4 separate regions of the Homo sapiens genome follow, and all the other regions are linked to region 4. A link is a contact called in ENCODE Hi-C or POLR2A ChIA-PET data. All regions are on one chromosome and are shown on one strand. The core of a region is the stretch at or near the end of the contact, and the rest is flanking DNA. Distances in the headings are between cores, read along the strand shown.

Region 1 (3,385 bases), core at 388-2,887, 180 kb after region 4:
TGGTGCGATCTCGGATCAATGCAACCTCTGCCTTCTGGATTTAAGCAAATATTGTGCTTCAGCCTCCTGAGTAGGTCTGGAACTCCTGACCTCAGGCCATCCGCCAGCTTTGGCCTTCTAAAGTGCTGGGATTACAGGCATGAACCACCGTGCCCAGCCAAGCCGAGTCTTCTTGATTCTTGCTGGCATTTGGCAACTAGTAGCAGCTGCTCACAGGAACTGTAAAAACATCTGGTGGGGCCCAGACCTTCTAGCATCAACATGGTGCCTAGTAAATATCAATCTCACATGCATCCTGAGATGCATTAAAAAGAAGCTGTCCAGGCCGGGCACGGGGGCTCACGCCTGTAATCCCAGCACTTTGGGAGGCAGAGGCGGGTGGATTGCTTGAGCCCAGGAGTTTGAGACCAGTCTAGGAAACATGGCAAAATCCTAGCTCTATTTTTAAAAAGGGGGGGAAAAAGAAATAAAAAAGCTGGGCATGGTGGTTCACACCTGTAATCCCAACACTTTGGGTGGCTGAGGCAGGTGGATCACTTGAGAGACCAGCCTGGTCAACACCATGAAACCCCATCTCTACTAAAAATACAAAAATTAGCTACACCTCATGGTGCACACCTGTAGTCCCACCTACTCGGGAGGCTGAGGCAGGAGAATCGCTTGAACCTGGGAGGTGGAGGTTGCAGTGAGCCCAGATCACGCCACTGCACTCTAACCTGGGCTAGAGAGTGAGACTCTGAAAAAAAAAAAAAAAAAAAAAAGAGAAAAGAACATAATGTTTGGCCAGGCATGGTGCCTTACACCTGTAATCCCAGCAGTTTGGGAAGCCGAGGGGGCGGATCACCTGAGGTTAGTTCAAGACCAACCTAATCAACATGGTGAAACCCATATCTACTAAAAAAAAAAAAAAAATTAGCCAGGCGTGGTGGTGGATGCCTGAAATCCCAGCTACTTGGGAGGCTGAGGCAGAAGAATTGTTTGAACCCTGGAGGCAGAGGTTGCAGTGAACCGAGATTGTGTCACTGCACTCCAGCCTGGGCGACAAGAGTAAAACTCCGTCTCAAAAACAAAACAAAACAAAAAAGAATCATAATGGTTAGTAAGTGAAAATTCTGAATTAGTTTGTGTATGTGTATTGTTGCATATAATAGAGACCCAAATTAACTGTGGCTTAAATAAGATAGAAGTTTATTTCTCTCTTCTATAAAAGTCCAAGTTAGTATGATGGATCTTTCCATGAAATCATTAGGAGCCAGATTTTTTGTATCATTCATTCATTCATTGATTCATTACTACCATTAATAGAGACAATTTTCTGCACCATTCAGGCTGGAGTGCAGTGGTGCAATCATAATTCACTGTAACCTCAAAATCCTGGGCTCCAGCGATTCTCCTGCCTTAGCCCCAACAAAGTAGCAGGGACTACAAGCACATGCCACCACGCCTGGCTAATTTTTCTTTTTCTTTTTTGTAGAGGTGGGGTGTTACTATGTTGCCCAGGCTGGTCTCAAACTCCTGGCCTCAAGTGATCCTCCTGCTTCACCCTCCCAAAGCTCTGGGATGACAGGCATGAGCCACTCTGCCCCTCCAGGTCTTTTTTATCTTGTTGCTGTTCCATCCCTAGGGCGTTGCCCTCACCCACATGATCCAATATGATTCACCACCACTTCCACAGTCTGGCCCTTCTGAGGGGTGATGGTTTGCCCTTTGCCCTAAAGAGCATGATTCAGAAGTACAGATCATTTTTGCTCTAATCCCCATAGCCAGGATGTAGTCATATGGCTACATCCCGATGAAAGTGTTGCTGAGAAATAGAATCTCTACCCTGAGCAGCTTTTTGCCCAGATAAAAGTTCAGTTACTCTGGGAGAAGGGTAGAATGGATACTGGGGGACCATAAGCTGTTGCCACCACACACATTGAATGTTAACCCATCCCAACTGTATCAATTTTTCCTTCCTTTCCTTCCTTCCTCCCTCCCTCCCTCCCTCCCTCCCTCCTTCCTTCCTTCCTTCCTTCATTCCTTCCTTCCTTTGTTCCTTTCTTTCGACAGTCTCCCTCTATCCCCTAGGCTGGAGTGCAGTGTTGCCATCTCGGCTCACTGCAACCTCTGCCTCCCAGGTTCAAGCAATTCTCCTGCCTCAGCCTCCTGAGTAGCTGGGATTACAGGCGTGCTCCACCATGCCCAGCTAATTTTTGTATTTTTAGTAGAGACAGGATTTCCCCATGTTGGCCAGGCTGGTCTTGAACTCCTGCCCTCAGGTGATCCACCCACCTCAGCCTCCAAAAGTGCTGGGATTATAGGCGTGAGCCACTGCCTTGGCCTCAAACGGTATCAATTTTCTGTTACTGATTTAACCAATTATCATACACTCAGTGGTTTAAAACCACACACATTTACTTTCTTACAGTTCTGGAAGTCAGAAGTTCAAAATCAGTTTCATTGAGCCAATGTCTGGTGTCAGCAGGGCTGGTTTTTGTTGGTGGCTCTGGTGGACAATGTTTCCTTGCCTTCTTCAGCTCTTTTTTTTTTTTTTTTTTTTGAGACAGGGTCTCGCTCTGTTACCCAGGCTGGGGTGCAGTGGTGCAATCATAGCTCACTGCAGCCTCCATCTCCCAGGCTCAGGCGATCCTCCCGTGTTAGCCTTCTCAGTAGCTGGGACCACAGGCTCACGCCACCACGCCCTGCTAATTTTGTTTATTTTTTGTAGAGATGAGGTCTCACTCCATTGCCCAGACTGGTCTCAAAGTCCTGGATTCAGGAGATCCTCCTGCCTCAGCCTCCCAAAGGTCTGGGATTACAGGTGTGAGCCGTTGCACCCCACCCTCTTTCAGTTTAGAAAGGCTACCTGTATTCCTTGGCTGGTGGGTCCATCCTCCATTGGAAAGCACATGAATCCATCTCTGCCTTCATCATCACTCCACTTTCTCCTCTGAGACTTATTCCTCCTGTGTGCCTCTTAGGAGGATGTTCATGATTACATACCGCCCTCTTGGATAATCCTGAATAATCTCTCCATCTCAGGATCCTTCACATTTTCAAAATCCCTTTCACCATATAACGTGACATTCACAGATTCCAGGAATAGGACGTAGACATATTTAGGGGGGTTCTCTATTCAGCCTACTGTACCATGCCATTCCACACTTAACTCCTTCACTCATTTATTCATAAAATATGTATTGAGCAAGACCTGTGTGCCAGGCATTGTGTTAGGTGCTAGAGAAATAGAGGTGAAAATACAGACAAGGCCTCTGCTTTCATGGAGTTTATATTCTAGTGAAGAGGACAAGTAAATAGCTAAGCTATTCTTTTTTTTTTTTTTTTTTTTTTTGAGACGGAGTCTCCCTCTGTCGCCCAGGCTGGAGTGCAGTGGCGCAATCTC
Region 2 (3,045 bases), core at 400-2,899, 240 kb before region 4:
ATTCTTCTGCCTCAGCCTGTGGGATTAGAGGCTCCCATGACCATGCCTAGCTAATTTTTGTATTTTTAGTAGAAACAGGGTTTCACCATGTTGGCCAGGCTGGTCTCCAACTCCTGGCCTCAAGTGATCTGCCTGCCTGAGCCTCCCAAAGTGCTGGGATTAGAGGCATGAGCCACCGTGCCCAGCCTCGTTTGGTTTTTTATTTTTTAAATGTTTGGTTTTTTTATTTTTTTATTTTTTTTGAGACAAAGTCTCGCTCTGTCGCCCGGGCTGGAGTGCAATGGCATGATCTCGGCTCACTGCAACCTCCACCTCCCGAGTTCAAGGGATTCTCCTGTCTCAGCCTCCCAAGTAGCTGGGATTACAGGCATCCACTGCCACGCTGGGCTAATTTTTTTGTATTTTTAGTAGAGAAAAGGTTTTTACCATGTTGGCCAGGCTGGTTTCAAACTCCTGACCTCAAGTGATCCGCCCGCCTTGGCCTCCCAAACTGCTGGGATTACAGGTGTGAGCCACCGCGCCCAGCAATATTTTATTTGCTTTTGTTTTTGTTTTTTTGAGACAGAGTTTCACTCTTGTTGCCCCAGCTGGAGTGCAATGGCACGATCTTGGCTGGCTGCAACCTCCACCTCCTGGGTTCAAGCGATTCTCCTGCCTCAGCCTCCTGAATCTCTGGTATTACAGGCGCCTGCCACCACGCCCAGCTAATTTTTGTTATTGTTAGTAGAGACGGGATTTCGCCATGTTGGCCAGGCTGGTCTCGAACTCCTGACTTCAGGTGATCCACCTGCCTTCACCTCCCAAAGTGCTGGGATTACAGGCGTGAGCTGCTGCGCCTGGTGTGTTTGAGTTTATACTGGGTAGGGAGTCATGGTTAACGCCTATAATCTCACCCAGAGTCTGAGATGGGAGGCTCCGTTGAGTCCTGGAGTTCGAAACCCCGTCACTACAAAAAAATATATATAAAGAAAAAAAAATTAAGCGGGCGCGGTGTGGCACCTGTGGTCCCAGCAACTCGGGAGGCTGAGGTGGGAGGATCACTTGAGCCAGGGAAGTCGAGGCTGCAGTGAGCCAAGATCACGCCGCTGCATTCTAGAATGGGCGACAGCCTAAAAAAAGTCAGCCTTAACAATAACAAAAAAGACAATGGCTAGGGCCCCTCCCAACCTTTCATGCCCTACCCGGAGCCCCTGCGCGGCCCTTACATTTAAAAGCCCCTTTGGGAGGCTGAGGTTGGCGGATCACTGGAAGTCAGGGGTTCAAGACCAGCCTGGCCAATATGGTGAAATCCCGTCTCTACTTAAAATACAAAAATTAGCCTGGCGTGGTGGCGGGAGCCTGTAATCGCAGTTACCCTGGAGGCTGAGGCAGGAGAATTGCTTGAACCCGAGAGACGGAAGTTGCACTGAGCCGAGATCGCGCCACTGCACTCCAGCCTGGGTGACAGGGCGAGACAACGTCTCAAAAAAAAAAAAAAAAAGCCCTAAAGGACCACTCTTGGATCTGATCCTGAGAAAGTCCCTTAGAAAACATGGCGACGCCAGCCTCACCACCTGTTTCCAAAAGCAGTGTGACGCCCTTCGCTCCCTTAGTCAAGCTAATCTTACTAAATAAGGAACAAGCTTCCCCTGAGGCTTGCCCTTCAGCGCACTGGCACTGCCCACCCGAACGGGCGTCACGGATCCTGGTCAGTCTCTAGGATCGCGCTCGCTGATAGGACGCTTCTGGTCGAACGTCCAAACAAGGTGTGCGGTGATTGGGCCGCGGAGGGCGGGGCGTTTGAACGGCGCGTGCGTGGGAGTTCCCCAGGCCGGCGTCATTAGGATCCTGGTGGGCGGTGGGACTTGGGTTCAAAGAAGACCAAGCAGGCAGACGTGTTCGGGGGCCCGCGGGTTCCGAGACTGGAGACTGGACCTTTGGCTGTCCCCACGTGCATTCTAGGTCAACGGTGCGGTGGCAGAACCCTGGGGCTCTCCCCCGCGGAACTCGGCCCTGGCCGAGGCCCCAACCACGCTAGTAGGAGGAGGCCGAGCATCCCTCCTCGAAATCGCGAAATCCCGGCCCGACAATGTAGCCACGGAGTCGAAAGCCGCGTGCGAACTTGGCACTCACAAAGCCTAGATAACCGTCTATTTTCTCCTGTAAAATAGGAGGGATGGACCCCCACAGATCATTGTAAAAGGTTCTTACAAAGAAAAATCCTCCTGGACTGGGCACGGTGGCTCACGCCTGTAATCCCAGCACTTTGAGCGGATCACACTTCGAGACCAACCTGACCAACATGGAGAAACCCCGTCTCTACTAAATTAGCCGGGCGTAGTGGCGCATGCCTGTAATCCCAGCTACTCTGGAGGCTGAGGCAGGAGAATCGCTTTAACCCGGGAGGCAGAGGTTGTGGTGAGCCGAGATCGCGCCATTGCACTCCAGCCTGGGCAACAAGAGCGGAATTCTGTCTCAAAAAAAAAAAAGAGAGAAAAGAAAAATCCTGGAAGTCAAGTAAAAATGTGTGAAGGTGTTTTATAAAATATGAAATATCTAGAATACACAAATCTATAGAAGGACTCGGGGAAAGGGGAGTGAATGCTAATAAATACAGAGGTTCTTTCTGGGGTGATGAAAATGTACTAGTACTGATTGTGGCCGCGCTAGCACAAAAATCCGTTTCATTGGCCAGACGCTATGGCCCAGGGAAAAAAAGAAGGACTAGGGGGAATGGGGAGTGAATGCTAATGAATATGCAGTTTCTTTTTGTGGTCATGAAAGTGCACTAAAATTTTCATGCTAGCACAAAAATTGAATTGTACACTTCAAATAGGTGTATTTGTGATGTGCATTCTAGCTCCATAAAACTCAAAATGTGTGAAAATTCTTTGTAACTTTACTAAAAATTGGGGGCACTCTATAGTTTACAAAACTATCCCCATCCAGGCAGGGCACGGTGGTTCACACCTGTAATCCCAGCACTCTGGGAGTCTGAGGCGGGCGGATCACCTGAGGTGAGGAGTTCAAGACCAGCCCGACCAACATTGTGAAACCCCGTCTCTA
Region 3 (3,433 bases), core at 709-3,208, 220 kb after region 4:
GCCTGGGCAACATGGCGAGACACCATCTCTACCAAAAAAAAACAAAAACAAAAATTAGCTGGGCATAGTGGTGCACGCCTGTGATTCCAGCTGCTTGGGAGGCTAAGGTGGGAGGATCCCTTGGGCAGGGAGGCAGAGGTTGCCATGAACTGAGATCACGCCAGTGCACACTAAGGGCATCCTAGACCTCACTTTGGGCAACAGAGCCAGACCCTGTCTCAAAACAACAACAAACAAAAAACCTGGGGACCTAGGATGTCTTTAAGGGCCCTTCAGCCTCTAACAGTACTTAAACCAATTAAAAGACTCCTGTTAGTTACCTCCCCACATCCCCACCCGCAGGACGCTCCGTGATGAGCAGCTAGCTGGCTGTCAGCTGTGTGGATCACCAAGATTGCATGGAGTGGGGCTGAGCTGACCAAGGGGGATGAGGGGCGGGGCGGGGCGGGCAGGGAGGGGGCGGAGCCACTCACCTAACAATAGCTGTAGTGTGTAGAAGATGCAACCGAATATGCTGTTGGATTGATTGAGGATGCTGTCCTGTCCCAGCACATGCTCCACCAGCCCGAAACCCCTGCCCCACCTGGCAGAGGGGTGGGGTGGGGTGGAACCAGGTTAGGACTGTCAACCCAGTGCCTTGGACCCTGCCCGAGAAAGGTGATTTCCAAGAAGCCACCTGGGCTATCCTCTGTTCCCCGACCTCCCATCCTAGTCCAAGGGTCGATGATCTCCTGGCACCGGGCACCTTTGGCCACGTCAGGATTCCATGTCACTGACCCTATCCTCCCCTCTCCCCAGACCAGGCCCGGACGTGGCTACTCCGTAGGCCCTGCTTTTCATCTTAGACCTTAAGTAAGTCTCTTTTTTTTTTTTTTTTTTTTTTTTTTTGAGACGGAGTCTCACTCTGGCCCAGGCTGGAGTGCAGTGGCGCGATCTCGGCTCACTGAAACCTCCGCCTCCCGGGTTCAAGCGATTCTCCTGCCTTAGCCCCCCCGAGTAGCTGGGATTAAGGCACCCGCCATAGCGCCCGATTAATTTTTCTATTTTTGGTAGAGACAGGCTTTCACCATGTTGGCCAGGCTGGTCAACTCCTGACTTCAAGTGATCCATCCGCCTCGGCCTCCCAAAGTGCTGGGATTACAGGAGTGGGCCACCGCGCCCGGCCCTTAAGTAATTCTTAAAATGGCAAGGCTGGTATAACGGTTCACTCGGTTTTGCATCAGAGACTGGGAGTCGGGGGCAGATTATCTTTGCCCTGGACCCCAGAATCTCCAGCTCCCTGGCCACTCACTCGCCTCCTCTGTATTCCGTCATTATGCTAACGCCTGGCCATCACGCACAGCCAGACCGGGCCACCTTGTTCCTGGGCGCAGCCATCGCCAACACCCCCCTTCACCTGCGCGCCGTCCTTGAGACCATCGTCAATCTCTACCGCCATCCTGCCTCCCCGCCTTTCCTGGTCACCGTTATTCCTTGGCATCCAATTCACGTGCGAGTCCCCGGAATAATCCCAGTCCCCAGCACTGTCTGGTCCCTTGCCTCGCACTCTTATTTCGAACACCAGTATCGCTGGGTAGCTCAGCCCCTGTGCAACGACCCCGCGAGCAGTCCAGCCCCGTGTCCGTTCCCCGGGCACACCGATCCCAGACTCCAGAATAATCATCTGGCATCCTGGCCGCCCTGCTCCGAGGCCCCACGCCTCCCACTCCCGTGCACACCTGGAGGAGAAGACGCGCGAACAGCTGATGGCGGTGCCCACGTCGCAGAGCGCGCGGTAATCCCGGTCCCGGGCGCGCGCCGCCTTCACGTGCAGCGCGTAGAGCGAGAGCACTAAGCCCGTCAGGCAAAGAGCGAGCCGCACCCAGCCAGGGCTCCCCCAGGTGCTGCCCATTATCTCCAGGTTCCGCCCGAGGCGCCCGCGGAGAAAACCAGCCACGGAGCAGGGGCCGGGCGGCGAATGGCCGCGCCCCTCCTGGCCCTCTGACTCGGCGATTGGCCGGCCGTGCTCGCACTCCACGACCCAAATGGCTGTTCCAGGGCGCTAGTCAAGCGGGCGAGTTAGGAAAACAGCGAAGAATGCCGGGACTAGTGAAGCGGGTAAGGGACGTGCGGAATCGCGGCCCCAGCGGCTGCCAGGCATGATGGGAGTTGTAGTCGGCGCGGCTGCAAGGCATCAAGGGAAATGAAGTCTCCACAGATTTAAAAACTGTTGGCCGGGCACGGTGGCTCACGCTTGTAATCCCAGCACTTTGGGAGGCCGAGGCTGGCGGATTACCTGAGGTCAGGAGTTCAAGACCAGCCTCGCCAACATGGTGAAACCCCATCTCAACTAAAAATACAAAAATTAGCCGGGCGTGGTGGCACATGCCTGTAATCCCAGCTACTCGGGAGGCTGAGGCAGGAGAATTGCTTGAGCCGGGGAGCCGGAGGTTGCAGTGAGCCGAGATCGTGCCACTGCACTCCAGCCAGGCCGACAGAGTGAGACTCTGTCTCAAAAAAAAAAAAGAAAAAAAAAAGTGTGTTAGTGTGGTTAACAGCATTTGCGCTTACCCTATGCCAAGTCCTGTTGTAAGAATTGCAGCATCCGGGACCTAGAGACCAGCGGATCAGGGGATCCAGCGAATACGGCGATCCGATTCGGGAACCAAGCATTTCCCCTGAAACTATTTCAGGCACCATTCGGGCTGCAGCCTCCCATCCTCCCGGGTCCTGCCTCACCAGTGCTTCCTGGTGGTCGGTCTCCCTTTCTCCCATACATTCACAGAACCACTCCTTTGGCCACACACACCCTTGACAGTATCCTAACCTCTCTACTATCATGGCGCCCGCCTGGCAACACCTGAGCTTGCATCAACTCAACAGTCAGTCTCTCCTTTCCAAGCTGTGGGCCAGATGAGGTCTCTCCTTCACAGACGTCCCATCTGATGGTGACCCATCTCTCCTACACCTTCAACCTCTCCATCCTCCCCATCTACACTGCAACTTGTTTCTCTTTCCCATCTCAGAAACAGCAACAAATCTCCCTTCACTAAGAGGTCCTTCACCAGCCTCCTCTCCCGGCATTATCCCATCTACCCCTCCACATTCAAGTTTTTGGAAAGATTCTACACTCCCAGTCTCTACTTCCTCACTTCTTCCTTGCTGCCCACGCCATAAACTAGCTGCTGCCTCCAGCATTGCCCTGACACCTAGTGGCTGGTGTCACCAAGACGCTAGACCCAATGGTTATTTATTTATTTATTTACTTATTTTGAGACGGAGTCTCACTCTGTCGCCCAGGCTGGAGTGCAGCGGTGCCATCTCGGCTCACTGCAACTTCCGCCTCCAGGGTTCAAGTGGTTCTCGTGCCTCAGCCTCCCAAGTAGTTTGGACTACAGGTGCCTGCCACCATGTCTGGCTAATTTTTGTATTTTTAGTAGAGACAGGGTTTCAC
Region 4 (3,022 bases), core at 315-2,814:
GAAAAATTATATAATTTTTCCTCCTCTCTCTATATACATATATATATAGATATATGTATACACACACACACACACACACAGAGGAAGGTATAGGTGTCAAACCTTTTTTTTTTTTTTTGAGACAGATTCTTGCTCTGTGGCCCAGGCTAGAGTGCAGTGGTGCGATCTTGGCTCACTGCAACCTCTGCCTCCCGGGTTCAAGGGATTCTCCTGCCTCAGCCTCCCGAGTAGCTGGGATTACAGGTGTGTGGCACCACATCCGTCTAATTTTTGTATTTTTAGTAGAGACAGGGTTTCACCATGTTGGCCAGACTGGTCTTGAACTCCTGACCTCAAGTGATCTGCCCGACGTGGCCTCTTAAAGTGCTAGGATTACAGGCGTGAGCCACTGAGCCCAGCCTAAATTCAATTATTAAACTCCTTGAGTTAATTAAAGGGTAGCCAGGTGCGGTGGCTCATGCCTGTAATCCCAGCACTTTCAGAGGCCGAGGCAGGAGGATCGCTTGAGCCCAGGAGTTCCAGACCAGCCTGGACAACATAGCGAGATCCTGACTCTACAAAAAACAGAAAAATTAGCCGGGCGTGGTGGCGCGTGTTTGTAGTCCCAGACACTCCTGAGGTTGAGGTGGGAGGATCACCTGAGCCCTCGGGAGGTCGAAGCTGCAGTGAGCGGAGATCGCACCGCTGCACTCCAGCCTGGGGGACAGTGAGGCGGTCTCAAAACAAAACAAAAACAAAAGGGGAGGGCGGGGGGAAGACTTAAAGACCCCTGAGCCAGGGCCATTATTATTTAACTTGGTCGGGTCTCTGAACCATTCGGAGGAAGCTTGGGTTTCTATCCTTCCCGACTGAGCCACAGACCTGAGTCTTGACTCCGGATAAATCACCCCAGACTGTTTTTCTGTCTGTGACACGGGAACGGCAGCTTCTGCCTCGCGAGGTGGAGAGAGAATGAGAAGCGCCGTGTGTGGCGCGCCTGACACGGTCAGCTCGCGGGTGGAGGCCCGGAGCAGAACGCCCTCGGGCGCCCGCTCTTGCAGCCGCACTGGAGACCGGGAATGGCTCCGGCCACGCCTCTGCCGACTGCGGCAACGCGAGGGACAGCTGGTCTCCGGGGTTGCAGCGTAACGCCCTCCTTCCCGGCCTCATCTTTCCTGACTGCATAACGGGCATACAGTGGGTTCCATGGCGCAAGGGAGCTGAAGAAGCCGCCCGCCCCCAGCTCGCCCGGGATCCTCACGCCCCTATAACGCCCCGAGGGGCCACGATGCTGCCCACAGCCCAGATCGCGAGTGCGGACCCTGCGGGAGGGTCTGGCCTAGATGCGAGTTTCCCGCCGCAGACCAGGCGAGGCCACGCGACATATCCCCTACCCGCTTACTGCAGGCCGCAGACGGAGACAGTGCAGCCCTGCGCACTGCTGAGGTTGCCCGAGGTCTCAGCCTCGGCGGGTCGGGAACACGCGGCGCGCGCCCGCGCCCCAACCGGAAGTCCGCCACCGGCCGCTCTAGCACGCGCAGGGCTGCGTCTGTGGCCTTAACCCTTCCCAAGGCTGCGCCGCCGGCCTTTGTCTCCGCGGAGCGTCACAAAGGTTGGAAGGGTCGCGGGGCCTCTGGGTGCCGAGCTGCAGATGCCTCCACTGCGAGCACAGCCCTGAGACAAGGGCCCAGGCGCCCAGCGGGGCTGGTTTCACTCAGTCCAGCCGCACCTACCCGTGCCCTCACCAGATCTTAAGATACAGACATTAAAACCTCCACCGGGCCGCGGCACAGGACAGCAGTTTTACTTTCTGTTTTTGGCATTGCATTGCCTCCATTTCCTAGAGTGCACGTAATAAATACCGCTGGTGATTCCAAAATATAAAGGTTGAAAATATTTACTTTACAAAAATTTGGTTCCCATACTGCTTTTAAGGCCATCCTCTGCACTTGGTTCCCGCTGCTCCTGATGTGGTTGAAAGATGGATGACCCCAAAGACGAGGAAAAGATTATTGGCTCCATTTTTTAGATGCGGCAGCCAGCTAAGGTCTAGACAGGGGAAGGGACTTGCCCCAAATCACAGTTAGAGCAAATCAGTCTGAATCAGGAATAACTCCATTCCTATCCCGCATCCTGCCCTTTCACTACGCCACAGCTGCCTGGCTGCCTGGAGGAACAAAGGAGGGCCGGGCAAGAACGCCATTACCAACTGCAAATCCACAGGCAAATGCAAGAGGACAGAAAGTAAGTTCTTGGGCTCTGCCCTTGTGCCGTACCCGGAGGGGTTCTGGGGTCACCAGCCAGGTGCATCCCTGCCTTCACAGCCATGCACAGCGACACCCAGTTAACTAATGGGGGGGATTATGCCACTTGCTGGGTATGCCTGTGCCACCAGTGCACTCACTCTGTGCCTGGGGAAATAACCACGGATGAATCTGGGGATCCCCTGGGCCCACTGTGAAATGGACCTGAGCTAAAACTCCATTGATCACAGGACCTCAGGGATCTTTTGGGTCTCGAGAACAGAATTGGATGCTACAGGAGAAATGTAACCAGAAAAGGATTAGGATTTTGCCAGTAGAGAAAGGGAGATGTGCTTGCTTTCATTCATTTATCATTAATGAGCACCTACTGTATGCCAGGCACCACACTAGGCCCTAGGAAGACAGAGATTATGAGACAGATGTGGCCTTATTCTAGCAGGGGAAGTGAGATGAAGGAGGTGAGAAAGAGGAAGTATAGTGACTAACCAGGGACCTGACCTAGTTTGAAGGTCAGGGAACCTTGGAGGAGGTGAAATCAAACCCAAAGCCTGAGATAAGAGAGAGAAGGGGAGGGTGGAGGGAAGGAAAGGGCTTCACAGACAGAGGGAACGGGAGTGCTAACAGCCTGGCCAGCTTCCTTGTGGTAGAAGTTCTATGCATGAGTTGGAAGAAAGCTTGGGGAAAGGGGCAGGAGAGGTGGGCAGGGGCCAAATCCAGCAGGGGCTTTTCTACCATAAGGAACTTGGTGGGAGAACTCCATGGGCAAAAACAGGTGTGGA

The links. A loop is a pair of places that touch in the nucleus more often than their neighbours do. ChIA-PET counts read pairs that join two places held with the same protein, here RNA polymerase II (POLR2A). Pooled maps may share reads with other maps.
Region 1: POLR2A ChIA-PET joins it to region 4 with 10 read pairs in CD8-positive, alpha-beta memory T cell. The contact joins the enhancer-like site here to the promoter of MIR762HG in region 4. POLR2A ChIA-PET finds 5 or more read pairs at or near these places in 4 of 52 experiments (AG04449, AG04450, CD8-positive, alpha-beta memory T cell and 1 more).
Region 2: a pooled map shows a loop between it and region 4 (4-fold over the local background). The contact joins the enhancer-like site here to the promoter of MIR762HG in region 4. A Hi-C loop is called at or near these places in 3 of 50 pooled maps. POLR2A ChIA-PET finds 5 or more read pairs at or near these places in 5 of 52 experiments (GM12878, H1, HepG2 and 2 more).
Region 3: a loop to region 4 is called in a pooled map, with 11 times the contacts of the local background. The contact joins the promoter of VKORC1 here to the promoter of MIR762HG in region 4. A Hi-C loop is called at or near these places in 8 of 50 pooled maps. POLR2A ChIA-PET finds 5 or more read pairs at or near these places in 2 of 52 experiments (CD4-positive, alpha-beta T cell and H1).

Annotation. Positions count from the first base shown.
Region 1 is chr16:31,050,659-31,054,043 of GRCh38, forward strand. No RefSeq gene overlaps it. Among named protein-coding and RNA genes, the nearest start is that of STX4, 19 kb to the left of the region's middle. Within about 2 kb of position 1,638, at least 2 of the 41 ENCODE cell types and tissues checked have a DNase peak (open chromatin) inside an H3K27ac peak, as active enhancers do.
Region 2 is chr16:30,632,707-30,635,751 of GRCh38, forward strand. No RefSeq gene overlaps it. Among named protein-coding and RNA genes, the nearest start is that of PRR14, 17 kb to the right of the region's middle. RefSeq lists enhancers at 760-1,711, 1,712-2,662. Within about 2 kb of position 1,650, at least 38 of the 41 ENCODE cell types and tissues checked have a DNase peak (open chromatin) inside an H3K27ac peak, as active enhancers do; they include GM12878, where a contact is called at or near this core.
Region 3 is chr16:31,092,839-31,096,271 of GRCh38, forward strand. VKORC1 (vitamin K epoxide reductase complex subunit 1) reads right to left here and starts at 1,959. Exons shown (of 3, transcript NM_024006.6): 1 at 1,719-1,959; 2 at 474-583. The coding sequence starts at 1,891. It overlaps LOC124903680 (zinc finger protein ENSP00000375192-like), which reads right to left and starts at 3,167. Exons shown (of 1, transcript XM_047435012.1): 1 at 2,046-3,167. The coding sequence starts at 2,540. The coding sequence ends at 2,046. RefSeq lists enhancers at 184-892, 2,073-2,252, 2,283-2,332, 2,383-2,432, 2,948-3,127.
Region 4 is chr16:30,873,896-30,876,917 of GRCh38, forward strand. It overlaps MIR762HG (MIR762 host gene), which reads left to right and starts at 1,565. Exons shown (of 3, transcript NR_110942.1): 1 at 1,565-1,591; 2 at 2,135-2,223. It overlaps MIR4519 (microRNA 4519), which reads right to left and starts at 1,428; the gene lies at 1,371-1,428. It also overlaps a transcript of BCL7C not described here. RefSeq lists enhancers at 93-848, 849-1,603, 1,138-1,397, 1,604-2,358, 1,668-1,877 and 1 more and a silencer at 2,278-2,337.